2 separate regions of the Homo sapiens genome follow, and region 2 is linked to region 1. Evidence: read pairs that join two places in POLR2A ChIA-PET (ENCODE). Cell type or tissue: MCF 10A. All regions are shown on one strand. Each heading gives the region's core, and the rest is flanking DNA. Links, peaks and the distances in the headings are about the cores only. Region 1 has its middle 19 kb from the start of TEX13B. Region 2 overlaps VSIG1 (V-set and immunoglobulin domain containing 1).

Region 1 (11,410 bases), core at 1,712-9,711:
TAGCTGAACTGGGTAACAATTTTGACTGAATGCAAAGTTTCCTGGACAGAATCCATGGGAGGGAGCAAACGGGGAGTGTGGATACAAGCAAGGTAACTGTGGCAGGCAGGGAAGCATGAACCCTGAAAGCCCTACTTGCTTTCTCAGTGGGGAGGCTTGTAGCCTGGGGCAAGTTCTCAGCCCTGCTCACCAGCTGCCTGGGAACAAACTCAGTGCAGTTGGCGGGGGCATGGTGGAAGTAAGACTGGCCTTTTGGGCTGTGTGGGAGCCCGGTGAGACCTGTCACTGCTGCTTTCCCCCACTTCCCTGGTGACCTGTATGACACAGCAGAGACAGCCATAGTCTGTTGCGGGAAGTCAGGGACCCCAAACGGAGGGACCGGCTAAAGCCATGACAGAAGAATGTGGATTGTGAAGATTTTATGGACATTTATTAGTTCCCCAAATTAATACTTTTGTAATGTCTTATGCCTGTCTTTACTGCAATCTCTAAACATAAATTGTAAAGATTTCATGGACACTTATCACTTCCCCAATCAATATCCTTGTGATTTCCTATGCCTGTCTTTGCTTTAATCTCTTAATCCTGTCAGCCAAGAAGGATGTGTATCATCTCAGGACCCTGCAATAATTGCGTTAAGTACACAAATTGTACAGCATGTGTGTTTGAGCAATATGAAATGTGGGCACTCTGAAAAAAGAACAGGATAACAGCAATTGTTCAGGGAATAAGAGAGATAACCTTAAACTCTGACCGCCGGTGAGCTGCGCAGAACAGAGCCATATTTCTCTTCTTTCAAAAGCAAATGGGAGAATTATCACTGAATTCCTTTTCTCAGCATGGAACGTCCCTGAGAAAGAGAATGCGCACCTAGGGGTAGGTCTCTGAACTGGCCCCCCCGGGGCGTACCTGTCTCTTATGGTCGAGATTGCAGAGGTGAAATAAACTCCAGTCTCCCATAGTGCTCCCAGGCTTATTAGGAAGAGGAAATTCACACCTAATAAACTTTGGTCAGACCGGTTGATCTCAAAACCCTGTCTCCTGATAAGATGTTATCAATGACAATGGTGCCCGAAACTTCATTAGCAATTTTAATTTCGCCTCCATCCTGTGGTCCTGTGATCTCGCCCTGCCTCCACTTGCCTTGTGATATTCTATTACCTTGTTAAGTACTTGATGTCTGTCACCCACACCTATTCGTATACTCCCTCCCCTTTTGAAACTCCCTAATAAAAACTTGCTGGTTTTTGTAGCTTGTGGGGCATCATGGATCCTACCAACGTGTGATATCTCCCCCGGACACCCAGCTTTAAAATTTCTCTCTTTTGTACTCTGTCCTTTTATTTCTCAAGCCAGCCGATGCTTAGGAAAATAGAAAAGAACCTACGTGATTATCGGGGCAGGTCCCCCGATAATAGTCCCCCTGGGAACGTAATTCCATTGGCCTGATAACCACACTCCCATCCGCCACAGCAGCCACAGCAAGCTCTGCCTAAGGAGAGTCTGAGCTCAGACACAACCAACCGTGCCTCCACCTTATGGTCTTTCTCAACCCACCCTGGTAGCTGAAGACAAAGGGCATAATCTCTTGAAAGCTCTATGGCCCCACCCTCTGCCTGAGACACCCCGAATACTTATCCACCTGACCCTAGGGCAAGCTTATATCCTCCCTATACTACCGCAGCTGACATTGTCTTGAAAGCACCACCTCCTGGCTGGAGGCCAACCAACACAAAACCAGTGCACTAAACAGAACTACAACCAAGGACCCTCACAGAGTCCACTTTACTCCCCTGCTACCACCAGTGGAGATACACAGGTGCACAAATGGCTAACAAACATATGAAAAAATGTACAACATCACTAAACCACGAGATGCAAATCAAAACCATGATGTGATACCACCTTACTCCTGCAAGAATGGCCATAATAAAAAAATAAAAAACATAGATGTTGGCGTGGATGTGGTGAAAAGGGAACACTTTTACACTGCTGGTGGGAATGTAAACTAGTCCCAGCCACTATGGAAAACAGCCTGGAGATTTCTTAAAGAACCAAAAGTAGATCTACCTTTTGATCCAGCAATCCCATTACTGGGTATCTACCCAGAGGAAAATAAGTAATCATACTAAAAAGATACTTGCACACATATGTTTATAGAAGCACAATTTGCAATTGTAAAAATGTGGAATCAGCTGAAATTCCCATCAGTCAACTAGTGGATAAAGAAAATGTGGTATATATATACCATGGAATACTACTACTCAGCCATAAAAAGGAATGAAATAATGGCATTTGCAGTAACATGGATGGAATTGGAGACCATTATTCTAAGTGAAGTAACTCAGGAATGGAAAACCAAGCATCATATGTTCTCACTCTTAAGTGGGAGATAAGTTATGAGGACACAAAGGCATAAGAATGACACAATGGACTTTGGAGACTCAGAGGAAAGGGTGGGAAGGGGATGAGGGATAAAAGACTACACATCGGGTATAGTGTACACTGCTTGGGTGATGGGTGCACCAAAATTCCAGAAATCACCACTAAAGAACTTATCCACGTAACCAAACACCACCTATTGCCCAAAACTCTATTGAAACAAAAAATAAAAAGCAAAAAAAAAAAAATTGAATCAAGAAAAAAACGTGTTTTGTATCAATTTGCTAGGCACCTTGCAAGGAGTTGAGGAGTTGTTAACAAAACAGACATTATCTATTAAGATTACTATATAACTATAGTAATCAAGACAGTATGGTGTTGGGGTGTCCACTTTTTTGCACAAGTAATTCAATGGAGGAAGGATAGACTTTTCACCAAATGATATTGGAGCAATTGGACATTCATAGGCCAAAACAAAACAAAAAGCCCCAGCCTAAGCCTCATACAAAAACTAACTCAAAATGAGTCATGAACTTAAATGTAAAATGTAAAACTGTAGGCCAGGTGCAGTGGCTCACGCCTGTAGTCCCAGCACTTTGGGAGGCCGAGGTGGGCAGATCATGAGGTCAGGAGATCAAGACCATCCTGGCCAACATGGTGAAACCCCATCTCTACTAAAAATACAAAAATTAGCCAGGTGTGGTAGTGCACACCTGTAGTCCCAGCTACTCGGGAGGCTGTGGCAGGAGAATTGCTTGAACCTGGGAGGCGAAGGTTGCAGTAAGCCGAGATCGCACCACTGCACTCCAGCCTGGCAACAGGGCGAGACCCTGTCTCAAAAAAAAAAAAAAAAAAAAAAAAAAAAAGTAAAATTGTAAAACTTTAGGACAAACAGAGGAGAAGAACATAGGAGAAGACCTCTAGGATCTAGACCTAGTCATAGGTTCTTTGGTTTGACACCAAAAGAACAGTGTATAAAAGGAAAAAAATAGAGGAAACTGTTCTATACCTTGAGTGTATTAATGTCAATATTCTGAGTATGATATTATACTATAGTTTTCTAAGATGTTACCATTGGGAAAAACTAGGTGGGGGGTACCTGAGATTGTTCTGTATTACTTCTTATAACTGAATATCAATCTACAGTTATTTCAAAATAATTCAATTTTAAAAAGCTAAGGGAGGTGAACATTTCAAGAAGGAGGAAATTATTAACTGGTTCAAAGCCTGCCAAGAAGTCAAGTAAGTTGAAAAATGAAAAAAAGTTTGACAATATGGAGGTTATTGTGACATGAACAAGAACTTTTCTTGCTGTAGTAAAGGAGCCGGAAAGCAGGTAGAAGTAGACTGAGCTTGCTCCTTCTCTCGCCATGTGACATACCTGCTCCTCCTGTGCCTTCCACCATGAATAAAAGCTTCCTGAGGTCCTGACCAGAAGCAGATGATGGTGCCATGCTACCTGTACAGTCTGCAGAACCATTTTTTAAAAATTTTATATATATATATAAATAGATAGATAGAGGCAGAGAGATAGATAGAGGCAGAGAGAGAGAGAGACAGAGAGAGAGACAGAGACAGAGTGTCACTCTGTCGCCAAGGCTGGAGTGCTGTGGCAAGATAGCTCACTGCAACCTCCGCCTCCTGGGTTTAAGCGATTCTCCTGCCTCAGCCTCCTGAGTAGCTGGGATTACAGGCACCCGCCACCATGCCCAGTTAATTTTGTATTTTTAGTAGAGACAGGGTTTCACCATGTTGGCCAGGTTAGTCTTGAGCTCCTGACCTCAAGTGATCTGCCTACCTCGGCCTCCCAAAGTGCTGGGATACAGGCGTGAGCCACTGCACCTGGCCAGAACCATTATTTTAATGGTAATGCAATTTCCATTAATAAAGCTGATTCCAACATTCATGGTGTTTAAATGTGAACTTTTAAGTTAAGATGGTGGATGAGAGGCTTTTAGTGTGCCTTAGCCACTTGGAAATAGCAAAACAGTGTATAAAGATAAACTCTATGAGCTTTAATTCAAGAAGGAAAATGGGAATTCCCTGGAATCATGATGGACATCCCAGATCTCAGGGAGGAGGATATGGGCAAACAGCCCCCATGACATTGTCCAGCTGATAAGAGCCTGGGACAAGAGAAGATCTGCTACAGCTGCAATTTCTCTTGGGTGATGAGACTTGCTGCCAGGGCTGGCTTGGCAACCTGGAACTGGTGTGCATGTGTCATTGCTGGGTTCCCTAGCCTGCTCCCCTGAGATTGTGGGGCAGTGGAGCCCTCTCTGCTCCACCCCCATGCAGAACTCCAGGCATTCGGAGCACCTGCTCACATGTACTGGCAGCCTGAGTTGCCCCATCCCTCTTGGGAATAGGTTGTGGTGCAATGGATCCCTCTCTGCTCCATGTCCAGGCAGAGCTCCAAACACTCAAAGCTTCTGCTTGCCCAGATTGACAGCCTGAGTCACTTCACCCTTCCTATTCAGAGATCTAGGTGCAGAGGGCCCTCTCTGCTTCATGCCCAGGCAGATCTCCAGGCATGCAGAGCACCTGCTTGTCTGGTTCAGCAGCCTGACACCCCACTCCTATGCAGAGATCATGGTGCAGGGGGGCCCTCTCTGCTTCACGCCCAGGCAGATCACCAGGTATTAGGAGCACCCATTTGCCGGGGTCAGCAGTCTGAGTTGCCTGCCCCTCCTGTGCAGAGGTTGTGGTGCAGTGGGGCCCTCTGCACTCCACACCCAGGCAGATCTCCAGGAATCTGGAGCACCCACTCTCTTGGATTAGGAGTTTAGGCCATCTCCTCCCCCGTGCAAAGAACTTGTGACATAGGAGGTTTCCCAGCACCATGCCTAGGCACACCTCTGGGCACTTGGTAACCGCTAACTGGATTCTCCATTGGTGCTGGTGCTTGTGCCTGTCATCAGAGGAACCTGTAGGTGGGCTGTGGCCTGGCCATCTTGCCCCCTGCCAACCCGGGGCTGAACAGGAAGCTCAGATCACTGTGCACTCCGTGGATCAGCCCATCGCCTGAAGCAATATACAGTTTCTCCCAGTAAACAAAGATGAAATATATACCCAGCCGCATTGACGGCAGCTGGCTCTTACCTATAAGCGCCATCTACTGGCTTACAAGTCAAACCGCATAGCCCAATAAAAACCTGCTTACAGAAGTGCATAGGGCTGTAGGAGCAAAGCCAAAAGACGCTCCCCACCAGTCACACACCCTAGAAAGGCGGAGAAAGGGAAAAGGAAAGAAAAAATATAATAATATCATAGGAAAATAGACAAAAAATCCTACCTGTAAAAAATAATTAAAAAATTAGAAAGTGCTAGTGTCTCTAGAAGAGAAGAAGCCATTGCAAGAATTCTGACACCATGAAAAACCTGAATGTAGTGAAACTACCAAAGAATCACACTAGCTCTCCAGCAATGGTGGCTAATCAAAATGGAAACTCAGAAACAACAAAGAATTCAAAGCATGGATTGCAAGAAATCTCAATGGAATCCAAGACAAGACTGAAAATCAACACAAAGAAATTTCTAAAGCAATCCAGGAAATGAAAGATATAAACATCTTAAAAAGAAATCAATCAAAGCTTCTGGAATAGAAAAACTCACTTAAGGAATTTCAAAATGCAACTGAAAGCTTTATCAATAAACTAGACCAAGCAGAAGAAATAATTTCAGAGCTTGAAGACCTGTTTTTTGAACTAACCCAGTCAGACAAAAATAAAGAAAAAAGAATTTAAAAAATAAAGTCTATGAAAAATGTGGGACTATGTAAAGTGGCCAAAACTATGAATTGTTGGCTTTTCTGAGAGAGATGGAGAAAAAAGTAAACAACCTGGAAAATATATTTGAGAGAATAATTCAAGAAAAATTCTTAAATCTTGCTAGAGAAGTAGACATCCAGATACAAGGAATTCAGAGAACACCTGTGAGATACTATACAAAGTGATCACCACCAAAGCATATAGTCACCAGATTTTTCAAGGTCAACACTAAAGAAAAAAATCTTAAAGGCAGCTAGAGTAAAAGGTCAGCTCATATACAAAGGGAACCCCATCAGGCTAATGGCAGACTTCTCAACAGAAACCTTGCAAGCCACGAGAGATTGGGGGCCTAGTTTAGCCTTCTTAAAGAAAAGAAATTCCAACCAAGAATTTCCTATCCTGCCATGCTAAGCTTCATAAGCAAAGGAGAAATAAAATATGTTCCAGACAAGTAAGTGCTAAGGCAATTTGCTACCACTAGACCAGCCATACAAGGGATCCTTAAGTGAGTTCTAAACATGTAAATGAAATATGATACCTGCCAAAAAACACACTTAAGTACATAGCTCACAGACCCTATAAAGCAACCATACAATTGAAAGTACAAAGAAACCAGCTAACAACTTCACACTTTTCTCAAAACCTCACATATTAATGTTGACCTTGAATATAAATGATCTAAATGCCCCCACTTAAAAGGCACAGAGTGGCAAGTTGGATTAAAAAAAGATCCGTCCATCTTCTGTCTTCAAGAGACTCATCTCACACTTAATGATGTTCATAGGCTCAAGGTAAAGGGTTGGAGAAAGGTCTATCACATAAAAGGGAAACAAGCAAGAGCAGGAGTCACTATTCTTACATCAGATAAAAGAGACTTTAAACCGACAACAGTAAAAAAAGACAAAGAAGGGCATTACATAATGTCAAAGGGTTCAATTCAACAAGAAGACTTAATTATCCTAAATATATGCACACACCAACATTGCAACACCCAGATTCATCAAACAAGTACTTCTAGATCTATGAAAAAGCTTAAATAGTCACACAATAATAGCGGGGGACTTCAATACCCCACTGACAGCATTAGACAGATCATCAAGCAGAAAACTAACAAAGAAATTCTGGACTTGAGAATTGAAACCAAAATGACACTTGACCAGTTGGATCTAATAGACATCTACAGAATACCCCATCCACTAACTGCACAAAATATACATTCTTCTCAACTGCATACTAAACATACTCTAAGAAAGACCACATGCTTGGCCGTAAAGCAAGTTTCAATAAATTAAAAAAAAATTAAACTCATACCAGCCATACACTTGGAACACAGTGGAATACAAATAGAAATCAATACCAAGAAGATCTCTCAAAACCACACAATCATATGGAAATTAAACGGTTGGCTCCTGAATGGCTTTCGGGTAAACAATTAAATTAAGGCAGAAATTAAAAAAAATTTGAAATAAATAAAAACAGAAACACAACATGACAACATCTCTGGGAGACAGCAAAAGCAGTGTTAAGGGGAAAGTTCATAGCACTAAATGCCTACCTCAAAAAGTTAGAAAAATCTCAAATTAATGATGTGACATCACACTTAGAGGAACTAGAAAAACAAGAACAAACTAACTGAAAATCTAGCAGAATAAAATAAATCAGGGAAAAATTGAGAAAAATTGAGACCAAAATTTCATAAAAAGCATTAAATAACAAACCAAAAGTGTATTTGAAAGGATAAACAGGATTGAAAGAATGCTAGCTACATTGACAAAGAAAAAAGAGGGAAGATCCAAATAAGCACAATCATAAATGACAAAGGTGACATTATAACTGATCCAAGAAATACAAAAGATCCTCAGAGGTTATTATGAACACCTCTATGCACACAAACTAGAAAATCTAGATGAAATGGGTAAATTCCTGAAAACACACAACCTTCCAAGACTAAATCAGGAAGAAACGGAAACTCTGAACAGACCAATATAGAGTTCTGAAATTGAATCAGGAATAAAAAGCCTACCAATCAAAAATGCCCCAGACCAAATGGATTCACAGCCAAATTCCACCAGATGTACAAAGAATAGCTAGTACCAATTCTAGTGAAACTATTCCAAAAAATTGAGGAGGAGGAACTGCTCCCTACTCATTCTATGAAGCCAACACCACCCTAATACCAAAACCTGGCAAAGGCACAACAAGAAAAGAAAACTACAGGCCAACATCCCTGAGAAACATAGATGCAAAAATCCTCGAGAAAATACTAGCAAACTGAATCCAGCAGCACAACAAAAAGTTAATTTATCGCAATCAAGTAGGCTTCATTTCTGGGATGCAATGTTGGTTCAGCAAAGCAATAAAAGTGATTCACCACATAAATAGAATTAAAAACAAAAACCATATGATCATATTGATAGATGTGGGAAAAGCTTTTGATAAAGTCCAATACCCTTCATGATAAAAACCCTCAATATATTAGGCGTTGAAGGAACATACCTCAAAATAATAAGAAACATCAATGACAAACCCACAGCCAACATCATACTGAGCAGGCGAATGCTGGAAGCATTCCCCTTGAGAGTAGGAACAAGAAAAGGATGCCTACTCTCACCACCCCAATTCAACATAATACTGAAATTACTAGCTGGTGCAATCAGGCAAGAGAAAGAAAGAAAATGCATCTGATATAGTTTAAATATTTGTCTTCTCCAAATCTTATGTTAAAATGCAATCCCCAATGTTGGAGGTTGGGCCCAGTTGGAGGTGTTTGGATTATGGGGGCAGATCTCTCATGAATGGCTTGGTGCCGTCTTGGTGGTAAGGAGCAAATTCTCACTCTATGAGTTCATGTGAGATCTGGTTGTTTAAAAGAGTGTAGGACACCCTCCATCTGCTTCCTCTCTTGCCGTGTGATGTGCTGGCTCCCCCTTCACCTTCCACCATGATTGTAAGCTTCCTGAGGTCCTCACCAGGAACATTTGTGGGCACCATGCTTCCTGTACAACATGCAGACCATGAGCCAAAATAAAACCTTTTTTTTCCTTACAAATTAAATTACCAAGCATCAGGTATTCCTTTATAGCAACACAAAAACAGACTAACACAGAATCCAAATAGGACAAGAAGTCGAACTGTCTCTCTTCACTGATGATACGATTCTGTACCTAGAAAACCTTAAAAACTCCAGTGAAGGGCTATAAAACTGATCAAATATTTCAGTACAGTTTGAGGATACAAAATCATTGTATAAAAATCAGTAGCATTTCTATACATCAATAACACTCAAGCCAAGAGCCATTTACAGGAACCACACACACACAAATAAAAACCTAGGAATACATGTAACCAAGGAGATGAAAGATCTCTACAATGAAAACTATAAAACACTGCTGAAAGAAATCATAAATGACACAAATGGAAAAACATTCCACACTCATGGGTTGGAAGAATCAATATTTGTAAAAATGACCACATTGTCCAAAGCAATCTATAGATTCAACACTATTCCTATCAAGCTACCAAAATAATTTTTCACAGAATTAAAAAAAAATTGTAAACTTCATATCGAACCAAGAAAGACCCTGAATGGCCAAAGCAATCCTAAACAAAAAGAACAAAGCCAGAAGCATCATATTACCTGACTTAAAATTATACTATAAGCTACAGTAGCCAAAATGGCCTGGTACTGGTATAAAAACAGCGTATAGACCAATGGAACAAAATGGAGAACCCAGAAATAAAGCCATACACCTACAGCCATCTGATCTTTGACAAAGTTGACAAATATAAGCAATGAGGAAAGGACTTCCTATTCAATGAATGGTGCTGGGATAGCTAGCTAGCCATATGCAGAACAAGGAAACTGGACCCCTATATTTCACCAAATACAAAAAATAACTCAAGGTGGATTAAAAATTTAATGTAAGACTTCAAACTAAGAATCCTAGAAGAAAACCTAGGAAATACCTTTCTGGACATCAGCCTTGGGAAATAATTTGTGACTAAGTCCTCAAGCAATTGTAACAAAACCAAAAATTGACAAGTGGGGTCTACTTAAATAAAGAGCTTCTGCACAGCAAAAGGAACCATCAATAGAGTAAACAGACAACTCACAGAATGGGAGAAAATATCCACAAAGTACGCATCTGACAAAGTCTAATATCCAGAATCTATAAGGAACAATTATAAGAAGCAAAAAACCTAATTACTCCATTAAAAAGTGGGCAAAAGACATGATCAGACACTTTTCAAAAGAAGGCATATGAGCGGCCAATAAACATAAGAAAAAATGTTCATCATCACTAATTATTAGAGAAATGAAAATCAAAATCCTCTCACACTAGTCAGAAGGAATATTATTAAAAAGTTAAAAAAAAAAAAACAACAACAGATACTGGCAAGGCTGCAGAGAAAATGGAATGTGTATACACTGTTGTTGGGAATGTAAATTAGTTCAGCCACTGTGGAAAGCAGTTTGGAGGTTTCTCAAAGAAGTAAAAACAGAATTACCATTTTACCCAGCAGTCCCTTTACTGGGTATAGTCCCAAAAGAAAACGAATCGTTCTATCAAAAAGACACATGCACTCATGTGTTCATCACAGCACTATTCACAATAGCAAAGATATGGAATCAATCTGGGTGCCCATCAGCGCTGAATTGGTTAAAGAAAATTTGGTACATATACACCATGGAATACTGTGCCGTCATAAAAAGAACAAAATCATGTGCTGTGCAGCAACATGGATGCAGCTGGAGACCATTATCCTAAGCGAACTAGTGTAGGAACAGAAAACCAAATACCACATATCTTGTTCTAAGCGGGAGCTAAACATTGGGTACACATGGACATAAAGATGGCAGCAATAAAGGCCAGGCTCAGTGGTTCACGCCTGTAATCCCAGCACTTTGGGAGGCTGAGGTGGGTGGATTGTTTGAGCTCAGGAATTTGAGACAACATAGTGAAACCCCATCTCAAGAAAAAAAAAGAGATTAGCTAGGCATGGTGGCACACGCCTGTAGTTCCAGCTACTTGGGGAGCTGAGGCGAGATTTCTTGAAACCAGGAGGTCGAGGCAGCAGTGAGCTGAGATCACCCACTGCACTCCAGCCTGAGTGACAGAATAAGACCCTGTCTCAAAACACACACACACACAAACCTACAAAAGATGGCAACAATAGAAACTGGGGACTACTGGAGGGGAAAGGAGGAAGGGTGGCAAAGTTTGAAAAATTAACTGTTGAGTACTATGATCACTACT
Region 2 (9,884 bases), core at 1,332-9,331, 69 kb after region 1:
AATTACCTAATCCAGTGATTTCCCAGCTTCAGTCATTCATGTACCATCTACATGATTTTTGTCATATTTGTGTATCACCAGCACTATTTGTTATTTAATGTTATTTTCTGTATTGACTTGTTTTCTTAAAATCTTAAAAAATATCTACCTTAATCTACCCTATGCAACAATATTCAGGAAGTCATAGATTTAATGTGCTAGATTTTTCTGTTTCTAATACACATTGAAATTTGTAAGTTTTCATTTATATACTACCTAAAATCAACTTAAATGCCTATACTTGGTAAATACATATCATACTTTGGAAAACATTACTCTCTTTTCTCATTCAGATGTGGAAAGTAAAGGTTGGAGAGATTAAATAACTTTGTTTCTTATCTAAAACCAGGCTGCCATGGAGGCATGACTAGAGGCCACCTCCCCTAACTATATCACAGTGAGGGGCAGAGCTGTGACTAACTCAAGCCACCTGACCCCTAGACCAGGACCCTTTCCACCACATCATGCTGCTCCCACAGTTGCCATTATGATCTAAGTATCTATGCTCTTTAATAGAAATGGGACTAGAATCCAGATCTTAAGTTTAATAAGTTATAATAATAATAAATGAGCCCTTGTGGCTTCAGATGGGTCACTTAATCTCTCTGGGTCTGAGATGCCTTATTTGTTTAAATGACAGAAGAATTCCAGTTCTGCCTTCTGCCACATGGGGAGAAAGATGGTAGCTATCATTGGCTGAGCACTTCCGAGGTCCTTTACTAGATTTCTTAGTTTCATCTTCACAACACCACTATAAAGGGATGGGACCAGATGATTTCTAAGATGCTTTTCCGCTTTGCTTCTAATAAACAAAACAAACCCAAGTTTGTCTATCCAAAAGAGTAGGTGTGTCTAAAAGGAGCATGAACATTTGAACATTTAAGGAAACCAGATAGTCTCACTGGGTAAGGTAAATTCAAATTTTAAGAAGTTTATAAAATGGTAAAAAAAAAAAAATGATGGTTTTGGTTTCCCATCAGACATTTGTGTTCTACATAATGAGTTTCTCTCAGGTGGATTCATTAAGTGAGCATCTTGATCTCCTAGCCCAAGCTTAGGTGTTGAATCCTGTCAGCTCCAGCTGCCTCCTCCTCTGTAAGATAGGCATACTAATCCCTGCCCTGATGACATCACAGAGCTGCTCTGAGGGCCAAATGCGCAGCTGTGAGCAAACTAAAGTGCCCCACTGAGTTGAGAAACCTTGGCCACAGGGACCTGTTCCTGGTGGGGGGAAGATGCTGCTTCTTTATCAAAGGTAATGTGTTTAGAAGAAGCTTTCAGGTAGCTTATCCTAGTCCTGGACTCTCTCCAGTTCTCACTTCTGTTATTTTTCTGTCTAGATTTACTTTTCTCAAGGTGGACAAGCTGTAGCCATCGGGCAATTTAAAGATCGAATTACAGGGTCCAACGATCCAGGTAATGCATCTATCACTATCTCGCATATGCAGCCAGCAGACAGTGGAATTTACATCTGCGATGTTAACAACCCCCCAGACTTTCTCGGCCAAAACCAAGGCATCCTCAACGTCAGTGTGTTAGGTATGAGCACTTTTTTCTGCTTTTTCTTTTCTTGGAAAAAGTTAGGACACTGAATGAGCCAGGACAGTGAGTTATGATGCCAATTAAGTCTCTGTAGGTAAATATACTCCCTAATATTTTCATTATCAGGGAAATAGAGACAAGCCACCAGCCCAACCAAAACAGTAACACTGAGAAATCACTCATAAAACATGCAGAACAATTGTGCAAACGGGCTGCCAAAATGACAGCAGTAGATGACCCAACCTCCAGTGATCCCTATCTCTGAGGGATGGAATGAGAACAGATGAGACAATCCACTGTCCCACAAAATGATCACTAGCAACTCTTTTAGAGGAAACCTCCATTTACAGCCAGATCTACCTGGGGGAGACTACTGTCAACTTATTATTCCTTTTAAGCTCGACACAATTCCCACCATTAAATTATTCTTTTAAATAAAGACAGGAGAGTCCCTTTTTTAAAATGCTAATGTTATTTGGAAAAAGGACTGAAATTAATCTAGTGTTGAGAATCAACATATTTACATACAAATATTCATTATATGATATTGGGCAAGCCGTATCTGCTCTTAAAATGAATTTGGAATCTCATTTGTTCAGTATTTATTGAGTTACAGTGATGGAGGTGTTGTTTTTGCCCTTGGGAAGCTCCCAATTTTGGCCATTTCTAGAAGTCCTTACAATCTCTGTCTGAGAGGACAATGTGGGCTAAACTTCCATCTGCAGGCTGGTATTGGGAAGTATCGAAGCAAGGGATGAAAGGGCTGCCAATCCTCAACTCTTACAGACAGACCAGTTGAGATGAGCATTTTCCCACTTCTAGGTAGCCCCAAATGAAGCTGATCTAGTCATTGCTGCTCTCAAGCTGTGTGCACACATCACAAGAAAGGAGGAACTACATCAAATCAGTGACTTAATAGTTGAGTAGCTTGGAAAAGCAGCAATTGGTAACAAGGTGCATACCCAAGAGAACTGTTTACAGTTGTCCTGGCTTGCCACTCAGGTAATGCCACAAAGGAACCAGCTGACATTTACTGTGAGGTTTGCCACTGCATCTACCCACCTGGGAAAGAGGGAAAGGTACCTAAGAGCTATTTTTTAAGAGTGGGTTAGCTTAATCAATCATATTTTTATCTTACTGAGTTCTGTGCCAGGAATTGGGGTACAGGAACAGACAAGAGAAGTATTACTCAAGCAAATTCCTGGGAGAGTTTCTGTTTCAGTTTGGAAGACTAGTGTATTAGTCTATTCTTGCATTGCTGTAAAGAAATACCTGAGACTGGGTAATTTATAAGTAAAAGAGGTTTAATTGTCTCACGGTTCTGCAGGCTGTACAGGAAGCATAGCAGCTTCTTGGGAAGCCTCAGGAAACTACAATCATGGCAGAAAGCAAAGGGGAGGCAAGATGTCTCACATGGCTGGAACAGGAGGAAGGGGAGGGGAAGATGCCACACACTTTTAAACAACCAGGTCTTATGAGCACTCATTCACTATCACAAGATCAGCACCGAGGGGGAAATCCGCCCCCATGATCCAGTCACCTCTCACCAGGCCCTATCGCCAAAATTAGTGATTACAATTTGACATGAGGTTTGGGTGGGGACACAGATCCAAACCATATCAACTAGTTAGTTATATACATGGGAACTAAGTGATGTGCTATAAATGCCAAAGCATCAAACTGGCACTCAGAAGACCTGAGTTTTAGATCTTACTCTGTACTCAGTGACCTTATACAAGTCAGTCCACCTTTCTCTGACCATTGTGAGATGGGGTTATAATTTCTGCCCTGTCTTCTTTACAGGTTTGTTATGAACAGTTTTGTTATTTTACCTATAAAATGAAATACTGGAGATCAAAGGGGTTTTTAAATGTTCAAAAACTGGAGGGATTAGCTAATGATTTTCTGTTGCTTCCTGGTTCTGGGATGTTCTGACCAGAAACAATCTAAAGAAGCCAAGTCTCTTCATCTCAGAGCTTGGAAATAGCCCTGAGATAAAGTTAGACAAGAAGGTTAATATTCTTAAATTTAAAGCTCAGAGGATCCCAAATCAATTTCCATAAGAAGTTGAGGGTCACTTCATCTCAGAGGTGTTTTTTCCCATGAGTCTTTGTGTCAGATAGCTCTGTGTCATGACTTTTCCTTAAGCAGCCAGGATCCAGACAAGGTAAGAGGCAGAAGGGTCTGTGGATTTCCTTGTTTGTTTAGGAACTCTAAAAAATATTGTTTTTGTTAATTGGGCAAAGAACAAAGGCCTCCTCCAAATGTAGGCTTTTTGGAAAATTTGAGACTGCTAATTTTCTCTAAAAATTGCAGCGACTATTTGCAATTCTCAAATCTCATTGTATATGAGTGACAATTTTGCTTGCCCTGACTGAAAGGTGAGGCAAGATGGGGACAGGTGGGTAAGAGAGACAGGTTAATTGTGGGGAGAGGTGTTGATATTTCCTTAAAGATGACTCTCATAGCAATGTATCTTTCAGATGTTTTGTTACCCAGCAGTGAGCATCAATCCCATGCATTTACTCGTTCATGCATGAATTCATTTAACAAACCCTGAGCACACGTGCCAGTTACTGTGCTAAGCAATGGACATGGGGAAATGTAAAAGATAGGGTCTTAGCCCTCTAAAATTCAGTCTAGTGAAGGAGACAGACGCGTAACATAAAAGCTTTCAGTGGAGGTATGAGAGGAGAGCTATGAGGGCACAGGGGAAAGGGCAAAAAGCTGTATCAGGAATTGGAGAAGGCTTATTGAGGAAAGTGACTTTTGTGCTGAATGTTGAAGGATGTGCAAGAGTGTGTGATGAAGAAGAGGGGCTGAGATGGCAAGGCACAGTTTAGGTGAAGGAAACAGCAATGGGCAAAGAACCAGGTGGTTTGGATGGCCATTCATTTGAGAGCTTTCCATTAGGTATGACAACCTTGGAAAATTAATCTCTGAAAAATACCCAGATCAAGTTTGAATAATTATTTTGTGTGCATTTGGAATGAGCATCATCTACCTTCCGCAATTTGGCACATAAAAAGAAAATGATTGATTTAGGGAAGGTTTAAGAACCTACTGAAGCACTTTGTTTTTTCTTTTTTCTTTTTTTTTCTGAGCTGAGCCTTTTCCTCCCACCCCAATTCTGTTGAAAGCAATAAAGCTAAATGGTAGATCAATGGCTTTGCCAGTAAAATACCCAAGTTCCACTGGGGACTTTAACTGGATGAAATTTCAGTTCAATCCTGGGTCAGTAGTTTTAGAAAATATATAGGTTTGGGACTTGGTTCAAAGTGATTCACTAAATGTTTTGTTAATAAAAAATAAAAGGAGAAAAATATTCTAAGCAAAAAAAATGCCTATCTGGGTTTGATTCTGGGCTCAAGAAATGAGTGCAAGTCATTCCAGGTTTTTGCCATAATTTAGTTCAAGTCCTGGTGTCCAACTTTGTGATGAAACACCCCCATTTAATTTTCTGTTCAAATTGTTCTATTCTGCTGTAAAGGCTATACAATAGCCATCTTTTTAAAAAGGCAGTATCTAAATCTAGTGATAGCTGCAATGGACTTCTGGTTAAATAGCTTAGTTTAGGATAGGCACATCCAACAAGTTGTTCCTACCTGAGAAAATCTTTGATAAGAAAGAATAAAGAACTAAGTAGAAGGATATTCCTTTCAATTAAAAAGACACATGCTTAAAAGATAGGGCTAGTAAACTGTTTAAGAATTATAGCTATATGCATCTGTCTTCTCGCACCTGTGTACAGATAGTGAGAGTCTGGGAAGGCTGAACTGAGCGGAAGTCAATGGGAGAGTAACTTTAGTAGCAGGAATTAGTGCTGCTGTGGCCAACAGAAATTCCAGGTTCTAGGCCCTATATTTATTATTGTATTTAATACTTGGATCAGCCAGAGGTTAGATAATCTCTTAGTCACGTTTTACAGATGAGTCAGCTGAGGTTTGGCTAAGTTAGGTAACTTGCCTATACAGATCCAGGGTAGAGTTACAAAGCCCGTATTCTGTGTGGATCCAGAGCTGTGCCCTTAACCACTGCGTCTCAGGTAAGAGCTGTAGGACTGAGTAATATGACACATTTCATGTCTAACTCACCTAAATTAGAGAACCTAAGCTTTAAAGGGTTCTAGAGCAAAATGAAGATAAGCAAGGTGAGTTGGAAAGTATAGAAATTTACATCATTGTCTGTATATAAGATAGATATATAAGGTGTATAAGATAGATGTATAGATATAAAATAAATATCTAAGATAAGAGATATAAGATAGATATGTAGATATGATAGATATATAAATGTATAAGATATGTAAGATAGAATAAACCGTGCAAGTAAGTAAGATGAATGAGGAGATTCAGATTCCCAGCTTCCCACAGGACTTCTCCCCTGACATGTTTTCATAAGCAGCTAAAACTCTATGTCCCGGACTGACCTCATTAGTACCCCTTCCTCCTTGTCACCCCTTCACCTAAAACCTGTTCTTCCTGCTGTGGTCTTGGAGGCCTCTTCCCCTCTCTAAAGTCATCTCTCATCCCTCTCCCACCCCACTTTAGAACTGTGTGAAAGTTACTTTTGAATTCCTGGTGCCTAGTCCCATGCCAGGCCCACAGAAGGCATGGGTGCTTGCTGAGTGAAGGATGAATAAATATTTCAGTGCTGAGTAGCGTGCACCCCCCAAATGGACTTCCCCTACTGATGATGCACACAGGCAAATTTAAACCTTTCAACTATTTGTGTCACCCACAGATGAACAAATGCAAAAAAAAAAAAAAAAAAGAAAATAATCATGAGAGAAAAGAGAAATACAGCATTAAATATTTTAAAAAGAATAATAGGTTATCTCAGAGTATTTAAGGATTCTATTTTCCTTTAAAACTGTGCTTTTAAAGCATAAACTATATTCCTGGTCATTTAGTATTTGCTTATATTTGGCTGTTTTAATAAAGGCATATTTTAAGACACAATGCGGAAATTCATGGTTATAAATCTGAGGAGGAGGCAGACAGAGGAGTCACTATTTGAATCTTAATGGCCTCTTGACTAGAAGGGCCCTGCACCTGAAGTGCTCTACTCCCACCTGGTGGTGCAAGCAGAAAACTGCCAACATACATTTTAATAATTTTTTTTGTGTGTGTGGAGACCCAGTCTCACTTTGTTGCTCAGGATGGAGTGCAGTGGCGTGATCTTGGCTTACTGCAACCTCTGCCTCCCAGGTTCAAGTGATTCTACTGCCTCACCCTCCCAAGTAGCTGGGATTACAGGCGCCCACCACCACGCCCAGCTAATTTTTGTATTTTTAGTAGAGATGGTGTTTCATCACATTGGCCAGGCTGGTCTCGAACTCCTGACCTCAGGTGATCCACCTACCTCGGCCTTCCAAATTGCTGGGATTACAGGCATGAGCCACTGCGCCTGGCCAAGAATTTTTTTTAAAAATAAATAAACACACATATTATTCAAAATGAAAGTGAGGAAGTGACTGCAATTGTCACAGAATGCCATTCATCCTAAAGAATTTTTATTCTTTGTCATTGCCTTACAGTGAAACCTTCTAAGCCCCTTTGTAGCGTTCAAGGAAGACCAGAAACTGGCCACACTATTTCCCTTTCCTGTCTCTCTGCGCTTGGAACACCTTCCCCTGTGTACTACTGGCATAAACTTGAGGGAAGAGACATCGTGCCAGTGAAAGAAAACTTCAGTAAGTGTAACCTGCAGTAGACCCTGGAAAGGCCTGGTGTCTGTGGTTGGATGACAGCAGGAGTGTGTGGTTGGCTGCTTGACCTTACAGTTCAATCTTCTTGTTTTCTCAGTGGTGGCGGGTGGAGGGGGGCGGCTGGTAATGTAAAAAGAATGCCTGTCTCCCAACACGATGATTGTGTTCTGGTCTACTCCCCAAATTCTAAAAGCCAGCTCAGAGATGGTGAATATGTAGGGAACAGGCATGGTCCCAGGTGAGTTAGCACTGGAACAGTCCTGAGGGGCCTAGTTGAATCCTGAACATCTCAAGAAAGAGAGGCCAATATGGGGGAGTGGGTGGACATTGAGTGATCTGTTACACTGATGTTATCTGTATGCACAGAAGAGATCTCAAAAGTCTATTCCCTGGTTTCAACAGACCCAACCACCGGGATTTTGGTCATTGGAAATCTGACAAATTTTGAACAAGGTTATTACCAGTGTACTGCCATCAACAGACTTGGCAATAGTTCCTGCGAAATCGATCTCACTTCTTCACGTGAGTTGACCATACAACTTTAACGGTTTCTCCTTAAATCAAGTAGTCTGGGCCTGTCAGACAAATAAATTAGTTAGGATCCCCAGTTAGTGCTTCCTGCTTCTCTGGAGATTTGTGTGCTTTATATACAGGCTGATATGATGAATGACCATCCTAATATCTAATGCTCACATAATAATATATGCCATATGCTGCCCTAAATCCTTTACAAAAAGCAATTTGTTTGCTTCACAAAATCGCTAGAAGGTAGGTATTACTATTCAATACTAAAAAAGAAGCCTTTCTGATAACAGCAGGCTGAATTTCTCTTTGTGATGCTGTTGGTAAATCCAGGTGACACTGTAGCTCTGACAAACATATACCTTGCAAAGATCTGCCACTAATAATAATAGTATTATAATAATAACACTCGTACCCACAATCACGGTAGCTACTATTTGTGGAGCATGAATTATGCTGAGTATTATCTCACTCTTTCCTCCCAACCACCCCTATCTAGGGAGGCAGACTATTGTCGGCCTCATTTTGCTGAAAAGAACACTGAAGCTCAGGGAAGTAAATGACTTGCCCAAGGTCATCCAGTTAGTAACTGGCAGAGCCAGGATGCCTCTAAACCTCAATTTTCCTATTCGAAGGTGCTTACTCACTCTCTGAGTGTAAGATTTAAGACTCCTGGAATTGTCCAATTGAGCTGACCCAGGGGCAACTCCTCACAAGGAATATCTCACCAAACATCTCAAGGATCACTTAATAACACTTAGGATCTTTTTTCAAACTTACTTTGAATTTGTGATTTTAATATATGCCATATCCAGGGATGGCAAGTTCCAGTGGGTTTTTGCTCTTCCTATGCACCTGAACTTTCTTCCTTTTATTTCTCCTGAAGTTTGCTCCTTTATTCTCATATCACTTTCAGCTATATTTCCTGCATCATTTCTGTTATCTTTCTTTAGAATTCCCTCAATATCTTTTTGCCTTCTCAGAGGTACAATCATACTGCAGATGTAGAGATATGTAGGATTTGGACTTGAGCATTGCTTCCTTTCTAGTCTTTTTTCCAATGATGTCCAGCACTGCCTTCCTCTCTCCCTCCCACATCCCTTCTTTCTTCCTTCCTTCCTCAAATATTTATTGAATATCTACTGTGTTCCAGGGACTGTCCTAGGTGATAAAGATACAGAGATAAAGAAGATGTATGTCCTATACTCAAGGAGCTCACAGTTCAGCTAGAGGGACAAACACAACTAAAACATGCTAAATCCTATAATAGAAGTCTGAACAGGGTCTATAGAGCACCAAGGGAGGAAAATTATGCTTATAGAACTGGGATGGCTTTACCAACAAAGTGCTATTTGAGCAGGATCTTGAAGGAACTTGCAAAGCCTCATCATCTATAAAATGGGAAAGCTGAAGCATGACGGTAGAGCAGCAGGCTTAGGAGAGCAACCAGGTCATGATGGGGGAAGAGAATGGAGGGCTTCACATGGCATGTCTCTGAGGGAAAAATCACAAGAAACTGATATATCATCTGATATGTTTGAATCAATTGAAAGAAGTTTAATGGTTTTGTTGGAAATTTCGGGATGAGTGATAATGCATTTATTAATCCCCAAATGAAGCAATTATTAACCTCCGGGAAAATTTTTGTAAATGTTGTACAAGAAAGAATCATAGTATACTGTGTTCCTCAGCTGTGAACAATATTTATATAGCCATACTACTGCAAACTTGGATTTAACTAAAACTTGTGATATAACTATTTTGGAAGAACATGGTGGGTGTGAGGGGAGTGGTGTAAAAGAGCTCAATCTCCAACTTCTAGGGTACGAAGTTGAAAGAAAATGATGGAATGGAAAAAAGGTAGGACATATCAGAGCAAACATAATAAAAACATGGGGGCAAGAAGACTTTTAAAAAGAGTTAAGAGTGGTTGCCTTTCGTGAATGGGACTCAGAAACGGGAAGGAGTCGGGCAGGGAACTGCTGTTTTTGTGAGACATGTAGTAGAACTATTTGACTTTTTAAACTATTTACTTATATTCTCTTAATCATAAAAAGTTAAAGGAATTATT

What was found. Peaks named below come from ENCODE experiments on the same cell type or tissue, not always from the same donor. Only the 100,000 strongest peaks of a DNase experiment are listed, where the experiment ranks them.
Region 2: POLR2A ChIA-PET joins it to region 1 with 10 read pairs; 2 of 35 experiments call an interaction of 5 or more read pairs at or near these places.

Annotation. Positions count from the first base shown.
Region 1 is chrX:107,996,142-108,007,551 of GRCh38, forward strand. No RefSeq gene overlaps it. Among named protein-coding and RNA genes, the nearest start is that of TEX13B, 19 kb to the left of the region's middle. RefSeq lists an enhancer at 1-617. In MCF 10A, for the core only: a CTCF peak has its summit at 5,479 (motif pointing left); DNase peaks (open chromatin) are centred at 4,800 and 5,460.
Region 2 is chrX:108,065,557-108,075,440 of GRCh38, forward strand. VSIG1 (V-set and immunoglobulin domain containing 1) reads left to right here. Exons shown (of 7, transcript NM_182607.5): 3 at 1,380-1,578; 4 at 7,121-7,276; 5 at 7,694-7,813. Among named protein-coding and RNA genes, the nearest start is that of PSMD10, 21 kb to the right of the region's middle. In MCF 10A, for the core only: a CTCF peak has its summit at 6,666 (motif pointing left); DNase peaks (open chromatin) are centred at 5,535 and 6,645.